Linked DNA regions of Homo sapiens: all the other regions are linked to region 1. The links are chromatin loops, found by intact Hi-C in ENCODE. Cell type or tissue: psoas muscle. All regions are shown on one strand.

Evidence for each region. A loop is a pair of places that touch in the nucleus more often than their neighbours do. Peaks named below come from ENCODE experiments on the same cell type or tissue, not always from the same donor. Only the 100,000 strongest peaks of a DNase experiment are listed, where the experiment ranks them.
Region 2: a loop joins it to region 1, with 5 times the contacts of the local background. A loop is called at or near these places in 37 of 110 quality-filtered maps.
Region 3: a loop joins it to region 1, with 2.8 times the contacts of the local background. A loop is called at or near these places in 42 of 110 quality-filtered maps.
Region 4: it touches region 1 in a loop (7-fold over the local background); 34 of 110 quality-filtered maps call a loop at or near these places.
Region 5: it touches region 1 in a loop (7-fold over the local background); 93 of 110 quality-filtered maps call a loop at or near these places.

Annotation. Positions count from the first base shown.
Region 1 is chr7:50,465,414-50,470,413 of GRCh38, reverse strand. DDC (dopa decarboxylase) reads left to right here. Exons shown (of 15, transcript NM_001082971.2): 12 at 243-341; 13 at 3,099-3,200. Among named protein-coding and RNA genes, the nearest start is that of FIGNL1, 18 kb to the right of the region's middle. In psoas muscle, a CTCF peak has its summit at 2,215 (motif pointing left); a DNase peak (open chromatin) is centred at 2,213; H3K4me3 peaks cover 632 bases; H3K27ac peaks cover 762 bases.
Region 2 is chr7:50,590,551-50,595,550 of GRCh38, reverse strand. It overlaps GRB10 (growth factor receptor bound protein 10), which reads left to right. Exons shown (of 19, transcript NM_001350814.2): 18 at 21-114; 19 at 2,453-5,000. The coding sequence ends at 2,599. Among named protein-coding and RNA genes, the nearest start is that of DDC, 28 kb to the right of the region's middle. In psoas muscle, no CTCF peak of the experiment used is centred here; a DNase peak (open chromatin) is centred at 2,392; H3K27ac peaks cover 1,351 bases.
Region 3 is chr7:50,599,550-50,604,549 of GRCh38, reverse strand. GRB10 (growth factor receptor bound protein 10) reads left to right here. Exons shown (of 19, transcript NM_001350814.2): 16 at 173-239; 17 at 465-552. Among named protein-coding and RNA genes, the nearest start is that of DDC, 37 kb to the right of the region's middle. RefSeq lists an enhancer at 3,040-3,209. In psoas muscle, no CTCF peak of the experiment used is centred here; no DNase peak of the experiment used is centred here.
Region 4 is chr7:50,625,619-50,630,618 of GRCh38, reverse strand. It overlaps GRB10 (growth factor receptor bound protein 10), which reads left to right. Exons shown (of 19, transcript NM_001350814.2): 8 at 3,641-3,797. Among named protein-coding and RNA genes, the nearest start is that of DDC, 63 kb to the right of the region's middle. In psoas muscle, a CTCF peak has its summit at 1,989; DNase peaks (open chromatin) are centred at 1,968 and 2,418; H3K4me3 peaks cover 1,767 bases; H3K27ac peaks cover 4,177 bases.
Region 5 is chr7:50,674,950-50,679,949 of GRCh38, reverse strand. All of the region lies in intron 5 of GRB10 (growth factor receptor bound protein 10), which reads left to right. Among named protein-coding and RNA genes, the nearest start is that of GRB10, 110 kb to the left of the region's middle. In psoas muscle, a CTCF peak has its summit at 487 (motif pointing right); no DNase peak of the experiment used is centred here; H3K27ac peaks cover 5,000 bases.

The sequences.
Region 1 (5,000 bases):
AACATCACTGGCTCCCAGGTCAACAGTCCCCATCTGTGTTCCTTTCTCTTGGAGATTTGCAAAGAAAGCCTCTGCCCACATCACCGAGGGCCCTGCCATCCAAGACAGGCCATGGCAATGGGAGCAGGTTGGCCACCAGGGAATCGGCTGCCTCCAAGAGAAATAGGCGAGCCGGTGAGCCGAAAAGGAAGCCAGCTTTTAATATCTTCCTCACTGATGGTCTGTTTCATGTTTCATTTCAGCATTGGCAGATACCACTGGGCAGAAGATTTCGCTCTTTGAAAATGTGGTTTGTATTTAGGATGTATGGAGTCAAAGGACTGCAGGCTTATATCCGCAAGGTGACTTTGTTTTTATTATTTATCACGGTAAAATTGCGGAGGTCTTTCGGGACTTTAGAAATAAATTCAAATTTTTTTTCTTTTTTTTTTTTTGAGACAGAGTTTCACTCTTGTCCCCCAGGCTGGAGTGCAATGGCACAATCTCAGCTCACTGCAACCTCTGCCTCCTGGGTTCAAGCGAATCTCCTGCCTTAGCCTCCTGAGTAGCTAGGATTACAGGCATGCGCCATCATGCCCAGCTAATTTTTGTATTTTAAGTAGAGATTGGGTTTCACCATGTTGGTCAGGCTGATCTTGAACTCCTGGCTTCAGGTGATCCACCCACCTCAGCCTCTCAAAGTGCTGGGATTACAGGTGTGAGCCACTGCACCTGGCCTTCAAATGTCTTAATAAGCAAATACATGGCAAGAGAACCAGACTGTAGTTTGGGTTGTTGAGATGAGGTTATTTATAAGATCTGTTAAGTCACTTTCGTTAAGATTGCAGGTTATCAGGTCCAGGAAGATGGTCACAGTAGAAACATCACATAGGTTGTGCTTTAGCCACATCTAGCCAAGAATGAAGTTCATTGAGCAATGGCAATTATGAGAACATAAGGACTGTGTTTTTCTCCCCCAAAATTGCCAGAATAAGATAGATATTCCCTAGTCCAGTGGTTCTCAGACATGCTTCCAGACCAGCAGTGCCGGCCTGCAGTGGGGCCCAGCAACCTCTGTTTTAACAAGCAAACCAGACACCTTCTCTATGCACTAAAATTTGAGAACCACTTATCAGCTCCAAGCCCCACTCCCCTGCTTTTTTTTTTTTTTTTTTTTTTAAAATAACAATTGGCTGGGTGTGGTGGCTCACGCATGTAATCCCGGCACTTTGGGAGGCCGAGGTGGGCAGATCATGAAGTCAGGAGTTCTAGACCAGCCTGGCCAACATAGTGAAACCTTGTCTCTACTAAAAAAAAAATACAAAAAATTAGCCAGGCATGGTGGCAGGCACCTGTAATCCCAGCTACTCGGGAGGCTGAGGCAGAAGAATCACTTGAACCTGGGAGGCAGAGGTTGCAATGAGCAGAGATTGTGCCACTGCACTAAAGCCTGAGTGACAAAGCAAGACTCCGTCTCACCAAAAAAAAAAAAAAAAAAAAAAATGAGGAAACTGAGTCCTGAATATGAGCCTGGATCTGCCTAGAGCCACCCGTTTAGCCAGCTGCAGAAGGCCTGCTGCTGTTCTGCTGGCTCTCTCTGATCCTGGTGTCCTTCCTAAGCTGTGGCCTCATCTTGATGGACAGAGGTCCCCAGGCTTCATGGGAACAAGCACACTTATGATATTCAGCCTTAGTGATGGTAACAGCCCTCCATTTTAAGTCCTGTTGCCACTTCACAACCAGGTGTGCAGGGGCAGGTGTCCCCAGCCACCTCCTCTGTGGCACAGCATATATAAACACATCCATCTGCAAGCTTCATAGAATGCCTAGGATGTGCCATGAACTGCCTACTCCCAAAGCTTCGGTGAGGACAGTTCCAGGAGCTGCCGAGCACTATGAGGACCTGTTTGGGGGCGAGAACTGGGAAAGGAGTATGTATATGAATTCCTGGGTAGGAAATCCCCCTCTACCCATTTGAGACGAATTCAGCTTTTTTGGGGAAAGAAAGCCAAAAAATAAGGGATTTATCTCCCCACAATGATGACGTCTTTAAGCTCAAGGACAACTAGTTATGATCATGCTGGCTCCTGTTTAAAACACACTCCACTTCTTTCTTAAAGGGGACCCAATCCTGCCTTAGGAGCAGAGTCCAGCGATGCTCAAAGCCTGTCTCCTTGGGCGGGAACCGGCTTTCGGGATCGCCCATGAGGCCGAGGTCTTTGGCGCTCTCTGGTGGCATGACGAGGAACCACTCGTATGACACGTGTTTTTGTCCCAGCCACCCCCTGCCCGCGAGGCGCCGCGTTTCCGCAGGTCCTCCCCAGCACCTGCAACATGGGGGCCCTGCTGTATCCGCGGGCTTAGAATGAGCAAGGCACGGGCCTACGCCACGGAGGGCTCCTTCTCCTAGGATCACATGCTGTCTGAATAGCTTCTGAGTTCTATAACTATTTGGAAGTGAAATAAGGTCAGTGTGATATTCAATGAGAGGAAGGCCGTTTCTGAATGTGACAGAGCGGACAGGATGCCCAGCTCTAGGTGGCAAACGCGGAGGAGGAGCAACAGCTGTGGCAGCCACAGAGCTGCAGCTCCATCAGGCTGCCTTAGAATCCTAGCTCAGCCAAGGCCTCCGGGTGCACCTTGGGCATGTCGCTCACCCTCTCCCAGCCTGTTTTCTTATCTCCAAAATGGGGATAATCATGATATCTTCTGTGTTGTGGGCTGTCCTGAGGATGCCGCAGTGGTGAGCGCTGGCACCTCAAGCACAGAGGAGCAACTCGATGGGCATTAGCCATTGTCTCTTCCAGAATGATCAAATACCTCCTCACGGTGTTTATTCTAACATTATAAAAGACAGTTTGGGTGGGATAAGAATAGTCCCATGAACAGAAGAAAATGACAATTGGTGTTCTGAGGACACTAGACCTGTGCTAATGTAGGGAATGAGTTTCTTAGCCTGCCTGGAAACAGCTGGTCAGTGAACGGTAAAAGCACTTGAGGAAAATTGCCAAGAGCGTCTAAATGAATTATACATGGGCAGTCTAATAAGGTTTTCTAGGTAGTTAAGTTCTGAATTAAATGGCCATGAGAAAAACAGATTTTCCCTTTCCTCTTTGAAGCATGTCCAGCTGTCCCATGAGTTTGAGTCACTGGTGCGCCAGGATCCCCGCTTTGAAATCTGTGTGGAAGTCATTCTGGGGCTTGTCTGCTTTCGGCTAAAGGTTTGTCTACATCTATTCCATTCTTCATTTTCTGTGAATGTGACAGAGGGGAAAGTGTTGTTCATTACCTCCATGCTCAAACACTGGCACTGGCTCTCCAGAGATGGCAGAGCAAAGCCTGCATTCTTTGGCCCACCGGCCTGCCCTGCCCCATGCTACACAGCCTTGTTTCCACGCACAGCGGCTGTTCCCGCTTCCTCAAGCCTGCCATGAGACTTCTAACTTACATAGCTTATTGGCCGCAGAATCTTTACCATTTTTCCTTCCTCAAGGCTCCATCCCACACCTCTGCCACTGGCCCTCCTTGGAGGACAGCGGCCTGTCCATAGCCTCACTAATCTGAGTGTCTTCTGTGGATCAACAGCATCAGCATCATCAGCATTGTCTGGGAGCTCCTTAGAAAAGCCAGTCTTGGGCCCCACCCTAGAGCTGCTGGCTGCGCACCTTTACAAGATGCCCACACAGGAGTCTGTTTGACACTGTGTTGTGGCGTGCTGTTATTTTGCTGCCTGATGCTGTGCATTCACCAGGTGAGGGCAGGCTGGCCCACACGGGTTGGGGCATAAGCCATCTCTACTGAGAATCATGATACAGTTCTCAAAAAGGCTCTAAGATGCACTGCACACATGCCCCTTGGTAATCTCCCTTGTGTACACAGAGCCAGGTGAGACCAAATGCTCTGTTTGGTTTATAAGGTTTTTTTTTTTTTTTTTTTTTTTTCTTTTTGGAGACAGAGTCTCCCACTCTGTTGCCCAGGCTGGAGTGCAGTGGTGTAATCTCGGCTCACTGCAACCTCTGCCTCCCGGGTTCAAGTGATTCTCCTGCTTCAGCCTTTTGAGTAGCTGGGATTACAGGTGTGCGCCACCACGCCCAGCTAATTTTTGTATTTTTAGAGATGGGGTTTCACCATGTTGGTCAGGCTGGTCTCGAACTTCTGACCTCGTGATCCACCCGCCTCAGCCTCTCAAAGTGCTGGGATTACAGGCGTGAGCCACTGCGCCCGGCTGAGGTAGCTTTTAATTCACAATCATTTCAAGCCTTTCCAGGAGGCTTCCTTGTTCAAATTAAAGACAGCACTCAGGAGAAGGAGCAGGCTGGGGTCAGTGTCATTGTCAAGGGGCTGCCAGTCAGAGTGTGGCACTGCCACTCCACCTACTATGTCCTTTTGCCTCACCTGACTCTTGGAGCTCTGAGGCGAGGAGGAGCTGCAGCCGTGGGAAAGCCTGCAGGTAGCAGAGCAGGAGAGGAGACTTGAGCCCTTGGAAGAGCACAAAGTGATGAGACCTGGGAGGTGCACAGAGGACCGAGAGGGCAAGACACGCTCTGGATGTTTGTGGGAGGAGCCTCAGTCCATCCATGTCCAGGATGTGTCCAGTCAACCAACCTTAGTGTTGGCATCGTGCTTATTAGACTCATCTGCTGTCAAGCAGTTGTTTTCATTCTTGTTTTTGTTGACAGTTTTCTTCTAGGACTTTTATATTCTATTTTTTTAACAGTTCTATTGAGATATAATTCACTTTGTTCATTTAAAGTTAACATTTGGGCTGGGCGTGGTGGCTCACGCCTGTAATCCCAGCATTTTGGGAGGCCGAGGAGGCCAGATCACTTGAGGTCAGGAGTTCGAGAACAGCCTGACCAACATGGTGAAACCTCGTCTCTACTACAAATACAAAAATTAGTCAGGAGTGGTGGCACATGCTTGTAATCCCAGCTACTCGGGAGGCTGAGGCAGGAGAACCACATTGAACCTGGGAGGCGGAGGTTGCAGTGAGCTGAGATTGTGCTACTGCGCTCCAGCCT
Region 2 (5,000 bases), 130 kb before region 1:
AACTATTTTCCCTTCCCCAGGCTTTTTCTCCTCCGTGACAGCCAGAGTAATCCAAAGGCATTTGTACTCACACTGTGTCATCACCAGAAAATTAAAAATTTCCAGATCTTACCTGTAAGTATTGATGTTCTCAGACCAGTCCTTGTGGTTTGTTTTCTGGTTTCATTCTTAATGCAATTTTCAAGTTATAAACCGACAAGACCGGTAAGTATCAGACAGTTTCAAGGCTGCAGTTAAGAAACTTTCAAGAATTTCTTTACAGGTTTGTCTTTTGAAATTAGAAAAACATTTCCCTGGAAATAATCCTGAAAGTGGTGATAGGGTGTTGAGGCCCCCCTTGAGCCTGTGAGCTCTTGGTTGCAGCAGAAAGGGTACTGATGGGGAGGATCAAGGTCGCAGGAAGGGGAGGTGGAGGAGAATTAGCTGAGGGCCCACAGCTGAAAGGGTACTGATGGGAAGGATCAAGGTCACAGGAAGGGGAGGTGGAGGAGAATTAGCTGAGGTCGCAGCAGCTGTGAGCACGTGGGTCTGGAAGGCAGGAGTTGTGCAGCAGGATTGCCTGTTGGCTGCTGGAGTCTGAGGAGTCTTGTAATTTGTCCTGGTGTACACCAGGGCTATCCAAGAAGCGTTAAGTGGCCTCCCAAAGAGTAATTTTGTTTCTCCTTCCACATGGTCCTTGGATCTAAAGACCATTCTCCCTTTGAACAATTCCAAAAACTTCATTACAGAATACATTAATCAACACTACTTTTTTTGACAAAGCACTTTATGTTTGATTCGCCTGATGTTTACCTCTCACTTCAGTATGCCACAGTTCAATTCTAGTTCATGATTAGAGTGCTAGATCAGCGCCTACAAGAATTCAGTTTAGTTGAGAATACAATACACAAAATTAATAGCAGCTGTTTACATGCTGAATTGATAAATTCTGCAGGTAATGATAATGTTTGTGAAATGCATCCTGTGGAACCCAAACTCTACCAAAAGAGGCTGGCTGGACAGTTTCCTCTCAGAGATTCAATCTGCATGTCAGCAAAGAAAAAGCTCTGAGAAGGCTTAAATTAACTAAACTCACCTGTTTTACACAGTTGAACCTGGAGTTCTTCAGGCTTATCTGACCCCCAGGACTTTGTTATGATCTCAAGAATCGTGTAGTGACTGGCAGCCATGGACCATACAGGATGAGGAGGGTGTCTTGCTTAGCTTTTGTGAGCCAGGGGAAGGCAGTGTGCCACGCACTGTCTTTTCTGTGGCTGCTTGCTTCCTGCTGTGTGCTGACATCCCCACCTTACTCGTGAGGAAAATGAGGCTCATGGCTGTCAGTGGCTTTTCCTGCACCGCACTGGGGTGAGGAACAGAATCTGGGGTTGAGCCCAGCCTTCCCAGCTTCCAGCCAACCTTATATGCAAATACAGGAATTACTGTCCTAGGGAAAGTGCTGCATAGACAATCCTTTTTGTTCTTCTACTGCATTATATTATTCACACAGTTATAATTCTTTTAGCTCAAAATATAAAATGAAAAGTGATTGACATTTTAGGCTGGATGAGTAAATTAAAAAAAAAAAAGAAAGAAAGGGGGCTTTCGTGGTAGGCAGAGTGTGTAATGCCCAAATCCTACAAGTAACAAAAGAACAGCAACTTGGGACTTAGGGCATTAGGTGTGCAGCCTCTGTGTGTGAAAACTGGCTGTGGGATGTGCTGTTAGCTCTAGCAATGGTTTTAGAGTTACGAAGTGGTTCCAAGCTCATTAATTAGCCAAGCCTTAAGGCTGACCTATTCCCTGTGAACAACACGACCTCCTTTCAGCAGTGTTTTGCACTGTACTACAGTCATCCAACTGAAAACTCACTGAGTTAAAATAGGTGTTAGGAATATGATTCTCTCTGGGAGATACTGTGGCATTCCCCTGCTTTAATAAAAATAACTGCCCCATATTCAGGGACCTAGGAACGGAATTTACCTGCGTGAGCTTATTAATCCCTCATAGCCACCCAACAGTTGCTTCATCATGGAGCAGAGTAAACCCCTGGGGCCTCAGGAGTTGGCTGAGGTCGTATAGTGAGGACCCAGGTTTGTGCAGTCTTCTCGGGGCATGCTGTGTGCAGTGGGTACTTACAAGTTAACTGGTAAATGTAATTCTCATGAGCTGGGTGAACTGGGGGCAACTTCGAGCCCTTCCCCTTGACCACCTTAGGGAGCAGGGGAGCTAGCTGTCCTCAGCAGCCTCCGCAGCCCACCCAAAGTCTGTCCCTCGCTCAGGGACATGGCAGCCCCCAGCACACATCCTCTGCTCCCGTCTTTCCCGCCCCTGGTGTTTTCTAGCCTACCTTGCCCTGTGTGTCCCTCTGGAATCAAATCATGGGCAGATGTAGCTGCTGCTGGCCGTGGGCCCCGTTCTGTTCCCTGAGGTGGCAGCCTCTAACCTGGCAAGTGTTCTTGTGTCTCTCCAGTGCGAGGACGACGGGCAGACGTTCTTCAGCCTAGATGACGGGAACACCAAATTCTCTGACCTGATCCAGCTGGTTGACTTTTACCAGCTGAACAAAGGAGTCCTGCCTTGCAAACTCAAGCACCACTGCATCCGAGTGGCCTTATGACCGCAGATGTCCTCTCGGCTGAAGACTGGAGGAAGTGAACACTGGAGTGAAGAAGCGGTCTGTGCGTTGGTGAAGAACACACATCGATTCTGCACCTGGGGACCCAGAGCGAGATGGGTTTGTTCGGTGCCAGCCGACCAAGATTGACTAGTTTGTTGGACTTAAACGACGATTTGCTGCTGTGAACCCAGCAGGGTCGCCTCCCTCTGCATCGGCCAAATTGGGGAGGGCATGGAAGATCCAGCGGAAAGTTGAAAATAAACTGGAATGATCATCTTGGCTTGGGCCGCTTAGGAACAAGAACCGGAGAGAAGTGATTGGAAATGAACTCTTGCCCTGGAATAATCTTGACAATTAAAACTGATATGTTTACTTTTTTTGTATTGATCACTTTTTTGCACTCCTTCTTTGTTTTCAATATTGTATTCAGCCTATTGTAGGAGGGGGATGTGGCGTTTCAACTCATATAATACAGAAAGAGTTTTGAATGGGCAGATTTCAAACTGAATATGGGTCCCCAAATGTTCCCAGAGGGTCCTCCACACCCTCTGCCGACTACCACGGTGTGGATTCAGCTCCCAAATGACAAACCCAGCCCTTCCCAGTATACTTGAAAAGCTTTCTTGTTAAAATAAAAGGTGTCACTGTGGTAGGCATTTGGCATATTTTGTGGACTCAGTCAAGCAACCACAGTCTGTTAATCATTTCTCTATGCTCAGATGTCAGATCCTCTTGTTATTAGTGTGTCTTGTTCTGCACAGTGCAGGAGACTTTATTCCTTTGGAAAATTCACTGTTCCACAAACAGCAGGCTGAATGGCCTCGCCTCTAGATTGACGTGGGCCAGCCTCCTTGAGACACACCTGGCACCCGTCATCGGCCAGCGGTGGATGCTGCATAATCCACCTGGGTACTTCAGCCTTGCGTTTCCACAGCCTTCAGCCTGTTCTAGAACGATCACTGCCTTACCCCTGCTGCTGCAGTGGTGTGAGTCGTTTCACGGCTGATGTCCCTCGGGGGATTAAAGGATCTAAAGAGAAAATGGCACCTGGTTGTCTTCGTGCTGTGTCTCATGGGTTTCCATAGTGATAAAGACAAGGAAACGCTGCAGGGGCCACAGGCACAGGCTGATATTTAAAGATCTTTGCTTGCAGCCCTCCGTCCTGCTGAAAACCCCCATAAGCCAGTGAACACAGAGCAGCTAGAGGCTCCTCCTCTGCTGGCTTAGGGTCAGAAGTACCTCACAGTGGTTGTGGACATGGAAGAGTTTTGTCAACACAACACTTTGTCCCCGCTCCGGGAGATGAGTCAGATGGTGGCTTGAGTTGTCACTTGGTCCCCTCCGCCCCTCGGGTGGCCCCCTTTGCCACGTCCCCTTAGCTTAGTGATCAGGTGTGAGAGTGGCCATTTCCTTACCTTTGATCCCTGTAAAGCAGAAAGGACTCCTTTGACAGGCGACAAACTACTGTGGTGAGCAGAATGATTTCCTTTTTCAAGACAACACCTGCCTGGCTTCTATTAATGTGTGCTGGCCATGATATTGCCCCAAATCCGCCCCACTGAAGTGTTCCCTAAGGAACAGCATTTCTCTGCTCCTCAGTCAACCCCCGTAGCCTAGAGCAGTGTCACAAGCTTCAGTAAGGCCAGTCAGCTGGAAGTCAGTCTACCGTATAGTAACACTGTATGTCAGTCTACAGACCACACTCTAGTTGTTTTCCATGAAAGGTATACAAATGAAGAATTTTCTAGCAAAACATGTTTTTAACCATCAGTGCTCAATTGCATTTTCTTCCTTTCGCAGCCAGTCAGTCTTTCAAACTATTGACAGTAAGATAATTCTCACGTTCACACCTGGTGGCAGGCTTCACTGTAGGGACGGACATTGCAGTTACACCACGATTCCTTCCTCTTCACTGGCTCGAGGTAAACCCTTTTCAAGGAAAAACAACTCTAGGATTTCTTTTTTCTGTGTACGTAGACCAGTCCCATCAGTGTATAATCTCTCTCTCACACGCCTCTCTCCAATAGACAGCTTGTATTTGCAGTATTTCATATTTATAAATATGCGTTTATTTAAAAGGAGAACAAAAGCTTGACTCTGATTCACAGTTTTGTATGTAGCTGGTTTGACGTAGTCTTTTGTATTTTCCCTGCCGAAGTGAATTGTTGGAGAATGTAAACCGCCTCCACGTGGCGGCAGACTTCCTAAGGCCCCAGCTCGCTGGCCTCGCGCTGGGCGGCTGGGAATTCCACCTGAGAACAAGTCCCGCAAACCGGGGACGGAAGGACATTTGACTTTTATTTTTGTATTTAATTGACATGAATGTAAAGGGGACAGCTCAGGGTTGTTTTGGAGCCTGTTGACTTTGTATCTCTGCCTGTGATTTTCTTTTCTAAATGAA
Region 3 (5,000 bases), 130 kb before region 1:
GGAACCCTGAGCTCTTTGTTCTCAGGGGTCAGTGGGGTCTTCAGATGGGGCAAGGTCCCTTGTGAGCCCAGTCAGGCACCCCACCCAGTGGCCTGCCATGAGCTTGGACATATTGGGTGACTTGGTGTGTCTGTCTGCTGTCCTCGGTGCTAATGTGGGATTTCTTTTGCAGAAGCGAAGCACACGGATGAACATCCTAGGTAGCCAAAGTCCCCTCCACCCTTCTACCCTAAGTACAGGTAAACAGGGCACATTGCCTGATGTTTTTGTACATAAAGAAAATCAAACAGCACCCCCCTCCACTCCCCCTCAGCCTTACGAATTTGCCTGTGGCCAGAGTGCACCACACAAGCTGTAGCTGGGGGAGTCAGGGGCTCTGAGTTGATCAGAGTTGGTTGTGCTGTCAGGGAAGCCATTCTGCAGAGGCACCACCATCCTACCCTCCTCCTGTCTTCCCCCCACAGTGATTCACAGGACACAGCACTGGTTTCACGGGAGGATCTCCAGGGAGGAATCCCACAGGATCATTAAACAGCAAGGGCTCGTGGATGGGTAAGGAACCACCACTGATAAGAGCTGTCATCTGCTAAGGTTTTATTGTGCTGGGGATCTGTTCTGTTTAATTCCTCAGACATCCTTGCTGGACAGGCAGCAGTTTTGTCCTCATTTTAAAGAGGAGAAAAGGTAGGCTAGAGGTATAAGTGGTACGCAGGGCTTGCCCAGCTAGTAAGGGGCAGAAAGGGATCTAATCCATGTCTGCCCAGAGTGTATCTGTAATTATCCTTCACCTCTGTATGAAATCTGAAGAGATGGACAACACAAGTTGTTTTATCTTCATAAGGTAGTGGGCAGATGGAAAAAAAATGCTTTTGCCTACGCTTTTTGATTGTGTACTACATGAGGTTGGTTTTGCTGAGAACAAATAGCCCCAAACCTTAGTGGCTTAAAACAACAAAAATAAATTACGTATCATTGTTGGTTGAGTGGCCTTTCTCACCTGGGCCAGCTTGGCTGGGGCTGGACAGTCCAGGATAGGTTCACTCGTGTTTGGTTGTTGCTGTGAGCTGTTGCCGTGGCAATTAGTGACTGGGCATGTGTCTGCAGCAGATTACTTGAGGCTCCCAGGCATAGCAAGAGAGGTTAAACCCCACTACACATGCACGAGACTTCTCAAGATTCTCGTACCATCACATTTGCCACCATCCCGTTGACCAAAGCAAATCCCAAGACCACACTTGAATGACCCTGGGAAGGAGCCAGCCACAGTGTGGATATAGGGACAGGGACATGGGATGCAGTTACCACAGAAGGCCGACACTGCGGAGCCAGCAGTCTTCCAGAAAGAGACACAGGCTGATCATCCTCCCTGAGGAAGTAGTTACATCCATGTGGGAGCTGTCCCATACGGGGTCTGAATACTCAAAATACAGGTTCCTGGAAGCTGCTAAACTCAAAGAATGATTCTTGTGTCCTTCGTTTTACAAAAAGTTTTATTACGGAAATTTTCACATTTACATAAGTGTATAATGAAACCCCACTTACCCATCACGCAGCTTCAACCTGCTTACTTCACCTCTTCCCTTTCCTACATTCTCCTCCTCCTCCTCTTCATCTCTCTTTTCCCTTTTCTCCTCCTCTTCCTCCTCTTCTATTTTAAAGGAAATTTCAGATATCCTAAATTTTTGCCAGCAAATACATCTCAATGCCTGTCTCTAAAAAAATAAGGACCCTTTTGTTTTGATATAACTGCAATGTTATTACACTTAACTAAATAAATAAGAATTTCTTACTATCATCTAAAAGCTAATCCATGTTCAGATTTCCCCAGTTGTCACCAAAAAAACTCCTTTAAATTAAGTTGAGGTTATTTAAGGTAGGACCCACAAATGGCATTTAGATGCTATACCATATACTTCTGTCTCCTTGGATATAAAATAGTCTTTCTCATCACTCTGTTTTTCTTCTATTTTTTTAAACATCTTTTGTTTGTTAAAGAAGTGGGTCATTTGCTAATAGCATGTTTGTGGTTTATTTTAATAAGTTCCTCTGTCTCCCTGATTCCTGGGGAGTGGTGGTCATGGTGTGATCAGATGCATTTCTTCTGCCTGGTGTCTGCAGGGCAGGTACTGGGTGCTCTGCTGCCTGGAGTGGAGGAGGCCTGAAGCCTGGTTGCTGTTTAGTGGTGTCGGGTGAGCAGGGGTTCAAGTGCAGCCAGCTGGAACCTCCCCACCAAGGCTACCGTCCCCGTCCACCACATGGTTTTAGCAGCCCTTGGTGAACTTGCCCAGGTTCAGTATTTCATTAGGTGTTCCAAAATCATCATTTTCTAATTCCTTCCTATATGAGCTGAAGTTCTTTCTTGCATTAGATATTTCCTGGAAAAAGTAGGTAAATGCCTGGTTTTCCCCTTTACTTGTCAATTTTTAGAACGAGTTTGTGTTCTCCCACCTTCCACTAGAGGCAAACAAGGGGTGTTTTTGTTGTTAGTTTGGATTTTGTTTAAACTGTCACTGTGAACTTAGATTTTTGTGTTTGATTTATTTCAGTCAAAACCTCTTCTCGACGCTCACTTTGCCCCTCATTGGCCAATGGTTCCTTCAAGTTGCTTCCTGAGTTCTTTTGAGCTAGCATTAATGGTATTTGATTTTGGGGTGACAAGATGTATTAGACTCAAATGATGCATTTCTCACAGGGACCCTGATTCATTCTAATGCAAAATGGTATTTGGAGACTACAATCTTTAGATCTTTTTAGTAAACAGAGCTAGGACATGGGCTTTTTTAAAACAAAAAATAAATGTTGGGTTCACGTTGATATTGCTAATTCAAATTTGAGATTACAGGATTTTTTACTTCTTTGATTTTGTTGTTTTTTTTTTCCTCTGATGATCTCTGTTAATGGCATTAACTTAATTACTTATTACTTTATATTACATAATACAAAATACATACCTGTAATATCTTGAAAATATTAATGCTGATATTTATTCAGTAAGACACCTGAATTGCGATTTCTTTACAGTCCTTTTAATCCTTAAGGATTAATCCAGGCAGGTTACCTTAAAATACCTTGCCCAAAGTCACTTAAAGTAATTCTTCTCTATGGTTCTGTCACCAAACTGCTGGGTAAATCAGGTTTGTTTGTTTCAGTTTCTCTTTAGTGTTTGCAAGTGGATCTGATTTATTTTCTTTTTGGTTGAATGCTGCTTTGTAAATTGCATAAAACATTTTCATGGTTCCAAAGTCAGATCTATGAAATAAGGCACATGCCCTGTCCTCTCAACTCTGCCTCCCAACCCCTACACCAGATAAACAGCTTTTATTAGTGTTTGTTTATCCTTCTGTCATTTCATTGTACAAATACGAGTGAAAAGATTTTGTTTTCTGCCTCTCGTTAAGCAAATGTAGCGTGCTGCAAGTACTGCGCTGCGCAGTTCCCGCAGTCTCTGCATCCCAAGGATCGCTCCACAGCAGCGCATCGCGATGGCCCACATTTCTTTTCCACTCTTGGGTTTTCTTTTATGTACATGGAACATCATTTTTTAAAATGTCCCCTACTGAGGGATGTTCACCATGTTTCCAGGCAAATGTTATGAGACACAGTGCTGCATTGTTTCATAATTTTGCCATGTATCTTTGCCATGAGTCCTGAGAAGTGGGGCTGTGGGGTGGAAGGGCAGGGCCTATGTAATATTGTGAAGTATCACCAGAGTCCCTCAGCAGGCTTACTTCTTCATCTGAGAGTCATGCTGTCAGCCGCATCTCTCATGAAGGAGGCTGACCCTCGTTTCATGTATGGAAGGACTTCTTTGTCTTTTGGCAGTTCTACCCTGTTTACATTTTTTGTCCATTTTTCTAATCAGTTAAGTTGCAGACACTTTTGTTTTTCCCACTCCTAAATCATAAAGGGGTGCATTCATGTTGTCTTGTACTTGGATTCTTTTCCCCCCTCTCTCCTTCCTTCCCTCTGCTCCTCTTTCCTTCCTTCCTGCTCTCTGCATTCTCCCTTTCTTTCTTTTGTCCTTAGTTGGTTCATTTTTGGTCTTTGTTTGGTTTTGTTTCGATCCCAGATGCACTTGGGTTTATTTATCCTCACTGCTGGGTAGAGTATGGGTCTGATTTTATTTTGTTTCCCATGTGGCTTTACAATTGCTCCAAAACTCCTTACTCAAGATGTCAGCTTTATCACAGAGCAGTCTCTCAAAGCATTAGAAGCAACTCCTCCTCTAACTGTAAAACAGTATGTTTCTCCTCTAAAGTTTCTGGCATGCCTGAGGAGAGAAAAGCCTAACACAGAAATTTCTCTTTCTGTGACGTTTTTGAGTTAGGGGTATCTGTGTGTTCTGGGGCTTCTAATACAGTGTATACCTGCTTATACCCCTGAACCGTATCAACAGTGGGCCCAGAATGTTCTAGGGGGACCTCTGTTACCCTTGCCGTGTGTGGGAGGCAGCGCAGGCTCACTTCGGGGTAGCGTCACTCTGCTGGAGAATTGGCACTTCCACAGGAGGCTTTATTTGGTGCTGTGGCCACTAAGTGTCCTCCCCAAGGCCAGGGCAGTGAGGACGCCCATCATCCCGAGGCGAAGATGTTTCTGAACCTTGGGGGCGGGTGTGGCAGTCATATGTTTGAAGAAGCTTCCTGAGTGATTCTGGGATAAGGCCCACTCTGTCCACTTTGGATTGAAAGGGCTGCCTTGGGGTGGGGTGGATTGCAGGTCAGCACTGCTGGGCCACCTGAATTGTGTGTCAGCGTTTTGCTTCCCCCAGCCATGTTTGTCTTTCAATTTTTCTCGGATCAGAAACCCAGTTGGTGAGGCATCCGTCTTTCCAGACCTGTAAAGCGATAGAAGCATCACCTCTGTTACCTTCCGTTCCCCAAATCAGCCCGGCTGGTGCCGCCCGTCTTATTCTTCAGCAGGTGTTCCTCTCCGTCCTCCCTGGAGCCTTCCTCGTCTCCAAGGCTGTCATTTCCAGCTCCCGCCTTAGGCTGCTGGAGCGC
Region 4 (5,000 bases), 160 kb before region 1:
CTTAACTGGTCATGAGGTTTGCTTTCTCAGAACTGAAATCCTGAGTTGGAAGCAGCTTTCAGGGTCCTGCCCCTGCACCCTTCGGTGGTTGTCCACAGGCCTTCAGCTGGAGCCTGCCTTGTTCCCAGATCCACGGTGGATCCAAGCACGTCCCAGGGAGGGCACGTGTCAGGGGCCAGGATCTTTTCAAGAGGGTATCTCATTAATCCATGTCATAGCAACACTATGAGGCTGGTGCTGCTTACAGATTTCCATTTTACAGATGAGGAAACTGAGGCACAGAGAGGCTGGATAGCTCAGCCATGTTCCCACAGCTAGTTACTGATGAAGCATGGTTATGGCCAAGTCTGTTTCTAAGTTCCTCTTTGGAACCACCACCCCAGGCCAAGATAGGTCATAACTAATGTAGAACTTCCATACATTGATTAAGCAGTGTTTTGCTTACATTACTGATTCTCAGAGCAGTTCCCCACAGCTTGGATGAGGAAAGCAAGTCTTAGATTGCTAATTACCTATCCGAGGTCACAAAGCCAGTAGGAGGCTAAGCCGGGATAGAACTCAGATAGAACTTGTGGGTCTCAGCTTCTCACCTTTCCTGGTGTTACCAGATTCTTATATTCCCTAAACAAGTCATACCTTGGAAATTAACTGCCTGTGGTAACAATCTCCGCTCTGAACTGTGAGTTGCTGCGGGACAAGGGCCTTGACCTGCTCGAGAGAACCTTCTAGGCCCACCTCGTGTGAGATGCTTGAACACTGGATGGGCCAGGGAAACCCAGGCCTGCTCCGCAGGAGACCTGAGCCCCCAGCAGTGCTCAGGTGGTTACTAAAGGGGCAGTTGGTGCTGTACAGAATGCTCCTCCTAGAACTGCCAGCTCTAAAAGACTCCGTGGTCAGTGGCTGGCAGTACCCTGTAATAGGAGCCCTCGTACCTCTTGTGTTCCTTACAAACATTCTCATCAGTAGCTCTACGCGTTGACTGGGTGGTTTGAGATGGCTGGTATACACAGGGCTTTCTTGGTGTTCTGTCTCTGGGTCTTAGCTTTGTGTGTGGTTGGAGGGCCCTGGTGAGATTGGAAGTACCAGAGAGTGCTGTGTCAGGGGCAGAGGGGCCTGTCGCTGGAGCTGGAAGGTGCCTGCCTTTGTGTCTGACTCAGTCTCCTGTCTGCCTTGCCCCCTCAGGGTCTCGCCAGCCCAGCCTCTGTGGGAATCTAAAAGGAGTGGATGTGGACGTGTGACCAAGCACATCTCAGCTTTTAATACCCGGGCTATTTATAGACCTTTGGGGGGATGGCTGTGGAACAACAGGGGTTGGGGAGAGAGTTTAAAGAAAAATGCAGCAGGGCTGAAAAAAAAAATGAGAAAACCATTGGCATGGCTGATTTGAACAAGAAAAGTGGCAAAGAGACTTGGAGAGAGATGAGACACACACTTCAACATAATTTCACTTTCCTAGAGAAGATCATGTATCCTCAGTGCAGATAAGCTCATTGAGAGACTCAGGGAAGAAGAGCATTAGGAACCCTGATTTGGGTAGCAGAAGGCATGCACTGGTCCTGAAGACATTCCCTATGATGGTTAGCATATTTATAAAGCATTGTTGGAGCTCAGTTATATTTTCCAAATTCCTGTTTTTCTTTTATGTTAATGCATTTTAATAACATTCCTACCTAGGACCCAGAGACATGTTTTCTTCACTTAAATTGTATTTCTGTAGACTTATTCAGCCATGTCAGCTGTATTTGAATATTTTGCTTGTTAGGGGGAAGTATACTTTCATTGAGTGACACATAAATTCTGGAAAAGAGATGGTGGATTTCTTGAAAAATAAATAAGAGTTGAAAACAAGTCTCTGGGTCCTGATCCAGCCCCAGCCCTGGGATTTCTTTGAGTTGGAGAAGTGGCCCGTAGGTGGCAGGCAGGGGGCAGTGACCCTACCTGAGAGTGCAGGCTCCCCTGGCTGGTCCCCCGTCTGCTGGGAGGCTAACCTGCCCTCACAGAGAAGGGCTCTTCCGCTCTCGCTGAGCCCCGCCTCTACCACCCCCACCACCCCCACCTGGGCACTCAGGCTTGAGTGACATTGACTCCTTCCTGCCCACCGGGTGACAGCTGAGGGTAGCTAGCTGTAGGAGGGTCAAGAGGGTCCCTGTAGAATGGTGTGGTCCCAGTTCCTGATTAAGGTGGGGGCCTCCCAGCCCTTCCCTCTGCTGTCAGACTCCACGCCGGCCACAGAAATCAAAGTTCAGAGCAAGTAAGCACCCCCTTCCAAACACAAGAAAAGGGGCCAGAGAGAGCGGGGAGCCTCGGAGGGAGTTTGTCAGGACAAACTAACATTCTCACCCACCCTGCAGATCCAGCTCCAAAGCTGCCACTGACACATCAGTTGCGGGACAAAGATTATTTGGAGGTTGGCAGATGGGTCTGGATTCAGAGAACGCACGTGTTTCAGCCTCTCAGCTGCCTGTGTGTGATTTCACTGCCATGGGAAAGCATTGAGCGGGGGTTTTTCTGACCAGTTGGTGTGAGAGTTGTGTTGTTGCGGTTGTTGTGGTTGGCGTCCTCACCCCCAAGTCCGGGTCTTGTCGTATGGGAGTGGGAGAGCAAGTCCGTGGGGTGATTGCATCACTGTGGCTGGATTCACTCCCTAAGGGAGCCGGTGCAAGGCAGCCTGGGAGCCCAGCGGGTGGGTGGGTGGCCTCCCTGCTGCCCGGAGACAGCCTGCCCCCCAGGGCACACGCAGGCTCCACACAGCCAGCCTGGGACAGTGGGGAGAGACGGAAACACGCTCCCTTGCAAGAGGCAGTCGCAATTTAAAATGCCATCTTGCTCCTCTGACTGCTTTTTCCGGGCTGTCGAGGTAAGGATTTGTTAAACACACCTCGTGTTCTGGGAAGGGTGCATTGCTGCAGGGTCTTGCCTGGAAGGGATAGACTCCCGTCCTCTGGACTCTACTTCTCCATCCCTTGGCCTGGAGCTGCTCGGTGTTCATGGATTTGAACAGCACCGGGCAAATGAAGCTTGCTTGTAACTTTGTAGGGGTTAGGGGCTAAAGAATCTTGTGACTATGTTTTTATTATGCCCTTCTTTTGTATTAATTCATCTCCACTCCACCCTGAGCCTCAGTGTCTGTGAGGGGTGAGGTGCTGCGGGAAAGGCTGTAGGTGCCGCTGCTGGACCCTGTGCCCTGGGAGAACAGGTCGACTCGTCAAAGGTTATGATGGGAAGAGGGAGATTTACAGGATTTGTTGTTGCTTGCTTGTTTTTTCAATTGGTTCAACTGTAAAATGTCCAACCTGGAGACCACCAGCGTATTTTAAATGAATCCTGTGAATCCTGTCACTTCTTAAGACAGGTTTGGTGGTTTAGCCGTGTGCTGTATGTTCCCATGAGTTGTCCTGGGCATTTTAAGAGTATCATGTTGTAATCCTACCTGCTCTGCCCCCAGGAGGTGGGAAAGGGGAGATAGGGAGGAAGAGTCACATCCCTGCAGCTGGTGGGGACCTGTTGGCTGCCTGGAAAAACAGTTGCCCATGTGTTGGAGCACTACTATTTTTACTTTACCTGTTTTCTTTTGTTTCAGTTTTTATTTCTTGAAAGCCCGAAGTTGTTTATCTGTAACTATCCCCTTTGTGTGTTGCAGGATGTTAAAGTCTTTAGTGAAGATGGGACAAGCAAAGTGGTGGAGATTCTAGCAGACATGACAGCCAGAGACCTGTGCCAATTGCTGGTTTACAAAAGTCACTGTGTGGATGACAACAGCTGGACACTAGTGGAGCACCACCCGCACCTAGGATTAGGTAGGGAACCATCAGAACAGGATTGGCACCTGGGGATGCTTATGTGCAATTGAATGAAGACTGCTGCTGCCAAATGCCAAATGTGTGACCGCAGTGTCCCCTGCGAAATTAGCAGGCAGTCTCTGGGTTCCCCTCGACTCTCCTGTTTCTCCTAAAATTTCACTCTCCTCCCTCCAGCCCCTTTCCCCTAGTACTTTGGGAATCTTGCCTTGGATGGTTGAGGTAATAACTTGCCAAGGGCTCAGACATGGCGAGGTTCCCTGTGGCTTGTCCAGCCTCCCCAGCTGTCAGAGCCACATGGAGCTTGCTGCACACCTGTGGGCGGGGGACAGGAGGGAGGTGCCCTTGAGGTGCTCTGGAGAGAGCTGGCCATGCACAGGATTGCAGCTGCCCTTCTGAGATCAGCTCCTCAGCTCATGGGAAGAAGGGAGCCATGGTTATAGGCAGCAAAGTGCAGAGAGGTCCGCTGGGAATTGGAGCAAATTATGAAGCACTTTGCTGTAAGTTTGAGTTGAGTCTTACATGGCATCTCTGCCTGCTGGTTAATAAGGCTTTGAACAGTGTTCATGCACGTGTATATGTGTGTGCCCATGTCATGCCTAAAAAGTAAGAGAATATTTTGTATCACAGAATATTTGAAGATATTGACTCTTTACAGAACGTATTGAGGTATTTTGTTCAGGTGGCTTATTTTAGGTAAAAAAGCTTTTCAGACTTTTGCTTAAATTCTTATCTAATAAATATAGTTCTTACAAAGTCATAGTAAAATATTCAAAACCAAAATTTTCTCTAAATCAACAGCTATATTTGTTCCATGTCTTGAAGGAGAGAAAAATAACACAGATTGGAAACTTCCCATAGTTCTAAATTTTTCTCATGAACCTTTTTTGAAAGATTAATACATTGAATTTAAACCTCTAGGTCTGGAATACTTAATTTAAACCTCTAGGTCTGGAGTAGCATCCTTCCAGGTAATATTATACAATTTAAGCCTAAATAATGCAGTGTAAATTTGAGCTGACACCACCTTAAGTCTCTGTTTTCTAATGCGCCCTGTACTTTGGAGAGACGGTATGCTTTTTGAAGGAATTGGATAGAACTCTTGCTGGTTTCTTTCCCATCTCTATCAATTGCTAAACGCATTTGTGTGACGACAGAAGCCTTCTCCTCCATTGTCACTAACAGCTTTCTCCTGCCAGGATC
Region 5 (5,000 bases), 210 kb before region 1:
TGTTCAGAAAGCTGTTTCAGTAGAAGGTTAAGTTATATTTGCACAAAGTTTTAATTGGTTAGAAGTTAACAGAAATTGCTTGCCAAGTGAACATGGTCTAGTGGAAAACACTTTTGCAGCCTGACCTTCACTTCTTTTCTAGATAGAAATGTGTAAGGACTTTGGCTTTTGCACATGTGTTAGAGACTTTTCATGTAAAGTGCCATTTATCTGTTTCTTAGGGACTGAATCTGCTTTGACTTAATGATATACCCCCACCCCAGCTGTTTATGACTTAACAGGGTATATCTTCCATATGAAAATGGGGGAAGGGGGTAGTGGAGAAAGCTCTGAAGGCATCGCACACTGATGGAAGCTTGTGTAGGTCTGTGAAGAAGGGATCGTAATGGACACGTCCTAAACACATGGTGCAAATAACATGTCCTTATGTTGCCAAATCATTTAGTAAAGTGAATCCAGTGTCATCTTTAATCCCTAAACAATGTAAAGAAGACACTAGATGGTGCTGTAAACTAAGAAATGTATTGGTGAAGGTGGTGAGATGGTGCTAGAAGTTAAATCCTCTGTCCCCGGAGTTTCTCTGTCCTCTTTGCCTTTTCCTAGTCAGCACACCTAGCCTGCTGCATGGAAGACATTTACTCGTGATGATTTATAAGCCCGATGCAAATGTGTTTCGCTGAGTTTATATCTATTTTAAAACTAAGCCAGCCTCAGTTTGCTAATGACAGTGAAACTAGATGAGATGTGAATTTGAGATCAGACAAGCTACTCAAATATTTGGGGCAAAGTTAATACCCAGTTTTGGACTGGGTTATTTAAAGAAGGAAAATAACTATTAATAACATGATTGACAGCCATGTTGTTTGACCTATATTTGTGCAGAAAATACATTCTTATAAATCCGTCTGAAGTGAAATTTTATATATAAAATTATTTTTTTCTTCACCTTTCACTATTCCTCCCAGTGGGGCAGCCCCATGGAAAATATTTTGGCGTCAAGTTAACATTAAATAGACAATCTGAATATTCACTGCGAGAAGCATTTGTTTACTTGTTTCTCCCACTTCTGTTACGTGGCAGAAGGCCTTTCACAAATGGGTGATTATTGATCCACTTGGATTCATGGGACCAGACAAGAATTTTGCAGTTGACCACACCCACAGAGGTGGCACACAGAGTCCTTACTGAGGTAGACCAGCTGACAGAATAAACGCCATAGGGATGCTTGTAAGAACTCAGTGTGATTTCAGTCGTATCTTAATGTAGTAATTAAAAAAAAAATGGTGTAGAATATGAAAAATTGTCTTCTTTTGAATCAAACCTTTAAAACCCCTGTTTGGAAGATTTAACTGTCGCTCTTCGTTAGAATTTAGTGAAGCTTACAAGTCAGAGAACCATAATTGATTTTATTATCTAAACAGATAAAATGCTAATGAACCCCACAGGACATTTTACAGTTGTTTCTAAAGTATGGCATTTAAAATTTCTAAAAAGTTTTATTTTTGCTGTAATGGCTCTGGAAAGTATGAAGGTTTGAAACATCCAGATAGAGTGGTTGGATTCAGTTTATGAAGATTATAACCTATTGAGTTACCAGATTGACCTGGCTTTGTTGAAAATATTCATGATTGAATGTATTAAAGTAGAAAATAGTTGTACAAATAATCCACCTCAGAGGAGAGTAAAAGCATTTTGAGGATATGTGTTGTGTTTATATTTTGGCATCTGTTACCTTATATTTACTTTGAATAATGACAGAATTACTTTGCATTTGACCTAATTGCAGAGCTATGACCCAGGAATGATCTGGTTGACTGACAGAAGGCTTAGCAGGAAAAGGACAGGAGACCCCGGGGGCTGCTTGCCTGGGGAGCACAGCCAAGGGGCTGTTAGGAATGCATAGAGAGAAATAACTGCACATGAAAATTCCCCAGAGGGAATGAAAACATGTTATTTTCCTAGAAGAGAACAGTCTCAGAGTAGGAACTGTACCACTGTTTTTATTTCCAAAGCAGGATTAAAAGCCTGGCATTGAATTGGCAGAGTGGCCCCACAGCACACGTGTATGTGTGTGCAAGTGTGTGCATGTGTGTGGACATGTTCGCACGTGTGCACGTGTGTGGCATTGAGACCAACCTGCATCACCCAAGACTGACTATACTTAACAGTGAACTTTGTGTTTTGGCCAGTATTGACTTTTAGATGGCCCACTGAGATAGAAATATTGAGCTGTTAATACGGTAAGTTAAGAGTGGCGCTCGTGCTAATTGTTTTGCAGAGCTTCAATTAAGCAGCTATTCCCTGTCAGCTAAATAGGAGTGTAGGAGATGAGTGGGTGCGTGATGCATACGTTCTAGAACTTTCCTGAAGCCCCAGATTCGTGGTCTCCACTATAACTTTTCCTCAAGATGGATGCAGCAGTCTCAATAAATACAGAACTGAGGTCTTGTCTTTGGCAGGCAGAGTTCTCTGGACTGCAATTTTCGCTCCAGCAGTTGGCAGTGAGGCTCTCCTCTCCCTGAGGCCACAAGCCTTCTGGGCCTCGGGTAGCTCAGGCAGGTACATGCCTGCCCCTCCAGGGGTCCTGATTTTTTGCCAACCAACTCTTCCCCACCCCACCTCACCCCAGCTATGAGCAAGAGTTCGCCTGCTGACTCTGAGTGTTCTTCCTTGTGATTAATTATTGATTATGCAGTAATTATTAATTATTGATTCAGCACTTTGTCCTTTTAATATCTGGCCAGGATTAATATTTGACCACTCACAACCTGAACCATGGCAACATCTCTCTTCTTCCCTCCTTCCACACAGATCCTGGGCACACAGGGCCCTGCTTGCTGCGTCTCAGCTGCTGATTTCACCCAGTCCGCATCTTCGGATCCATCTGACCCCTGTTTTTCTAAGGCAACCTTCCTCTTCCAGCCTGATGCTCCCCAGCCCCTGCCCTCTCCCCTGGCCCTGGTTTGAATGTGGCCTCTGTTCTTCCAGCAAGGGCTGTGCTGGCCAGGCCTCAGTGATCTCATCGCTGCCATTTCAGCAGCCTCCCTTCTGTCCTCACCCCTCCCTTCTATCTGTCTGTCTTCACCAGGATCTTGAGCGTGATCTGGCTAAACCCTGCTCCTACTGTCCCACCCACTCCAGAAGCCCAAGCACTACCCCCGGGGGTGACCCTGCCCACTCCATACCCCCTCTGCACTACCGTGGTTGCCCAGGACTTCCCTCCCTCATTGTTGTTGTTTTGTTTCCTTATGTCTTGTCTTGTTATGCCCTTTAGCCTTGAGAGATGAGGGGAGCCCTTTAAAACAAAGGCCTTCCTAACCAGAGGGCAGAGTGCCCCTCTGAAGCTTCTGTGAGGAGCACACACCTGGTAGGAGAGAATGAGGGATGCAAAGCTTATTTTCAATACCGCTTATGTGACCTTGGGCAGGTGATTTAATTCTTCCAGGCCTATTTCCTCAGCTGTTAAGCCAGGTTAATAACGATCACTTTTTGTTATTTTGTAAGAAATAGATGAAATAGGGCTAATAAATAACATCTTCCTGTTTACTGTGTGCCAAGCTGTGTTATAAAGCAGATAATAACTAACCTAGTCCTTACAACCCCCCCCCCCCCCCGGTGGGGTGGACACTATTGCTAAGCTCATGTTAGAGTTGAGGACTCTTAAGAAATAGGAAGCCCACGTCCTGGGCCCTGGGCCCAGAGCTACTAGGAGCAGGGCAGGGTGAGCAAGTTTGCAAGTGCCGGTCTCTGCTTTCCTTCCTACCAATGTAGCCTTTGGTAGGAAGAGGGTCTTGCTGTCTGTGACCCTGTGTGTTAAGTGGGTGTAACTTGCAGCTATTCTGGGAGCAGAAGAGAGGACGAATTATGTGAGCTTCCATCATTATTTGCCATGATGTCAAAAAGCGAAAAATCTAAAAATGCAGAAGAAAGGAGTCAATATTATTAGAATGTATTGGGTTACACGTACAAAACTCACTCAAATTAGCTTAAGCACAACAACAACAAAATTATTGTATGGATGCAAGAATGTTTTACCAATCTTCCCTGAGCAGGAGTGCAGCCAGGCCTTAGGAAGCACCGGAAGCTGCACAGCCCTAGCTCCTGGCTCCCTTTCCCCGTCCCACCCCAACCCCTCCCCATCTCCATGTGCTGGGTTGTAGCCCTAGGTCTCTGTTTCTCTGGAGAAACAGACCCATTAAATAGGCTGTATACAGAGAGAGACACATGTGTTTTAGGAATTGGCTCATGACACTGTGGAGGCTAGCAAGTCCAAAATCTGCAGGGCAGGCTGGCAGGCTGGACATCCAGGGAAGGGTTGCAGCTCAGGTCTGGAGGCAGAATTCCATCTTTCCCCTTGGAGGCCGGTCTTTTTCTTCTATTCAGGTCTTCAGGTGATGGGCTGAGGCACTCTCACATGAGAGAGAACAATCTGCTTTACTCAAAGTCTGTGGTTTAAATGTTAATTACATCTAAAAAATACTTTCACAGCATCTAGTCTAGTGTTTAGCTAAAACCTGGCACCATGGCCCAGCCAAGTTGGCACATAAAACCAACCATCACTGTCTCTGCGTGCTCATTCCTCCCTTTCTACAGTGCGTTTTCCGCCGCTCTCTCTCTCACTTACTCTCTGTGCCATTGTGGCTTCTCTCTCTGCATCTGCCCCATGCCTTCCTCTGTGAAGATGGGCTTCCTTCTGCACTCTGGCCAATCGAGAGGATGGGTGGGCACCCGAAGCCCTCAGGCATGTGTTGTAGTAGCAGCCACACACAAACCCCTGCCACAGTGTCAGCCCCTACTTAACCTTTCTGGGCTGGAACCAGTGTCAGTGTTGGGTGCTGCTCTGTTTCTGTCTCTTGTTTCACTTCTGGAATCCCAGGGAAGGGAGAGTCCTGATCCTGGGAGACACCTGTGATTCAGTCAGCTGAGTCCAGGCCAGTGGGGTCGTGCTATGCAGCTGTGGCTGTGTGCGGCCTACCGGAGGGGGTGGGGAGGAGAGAAGG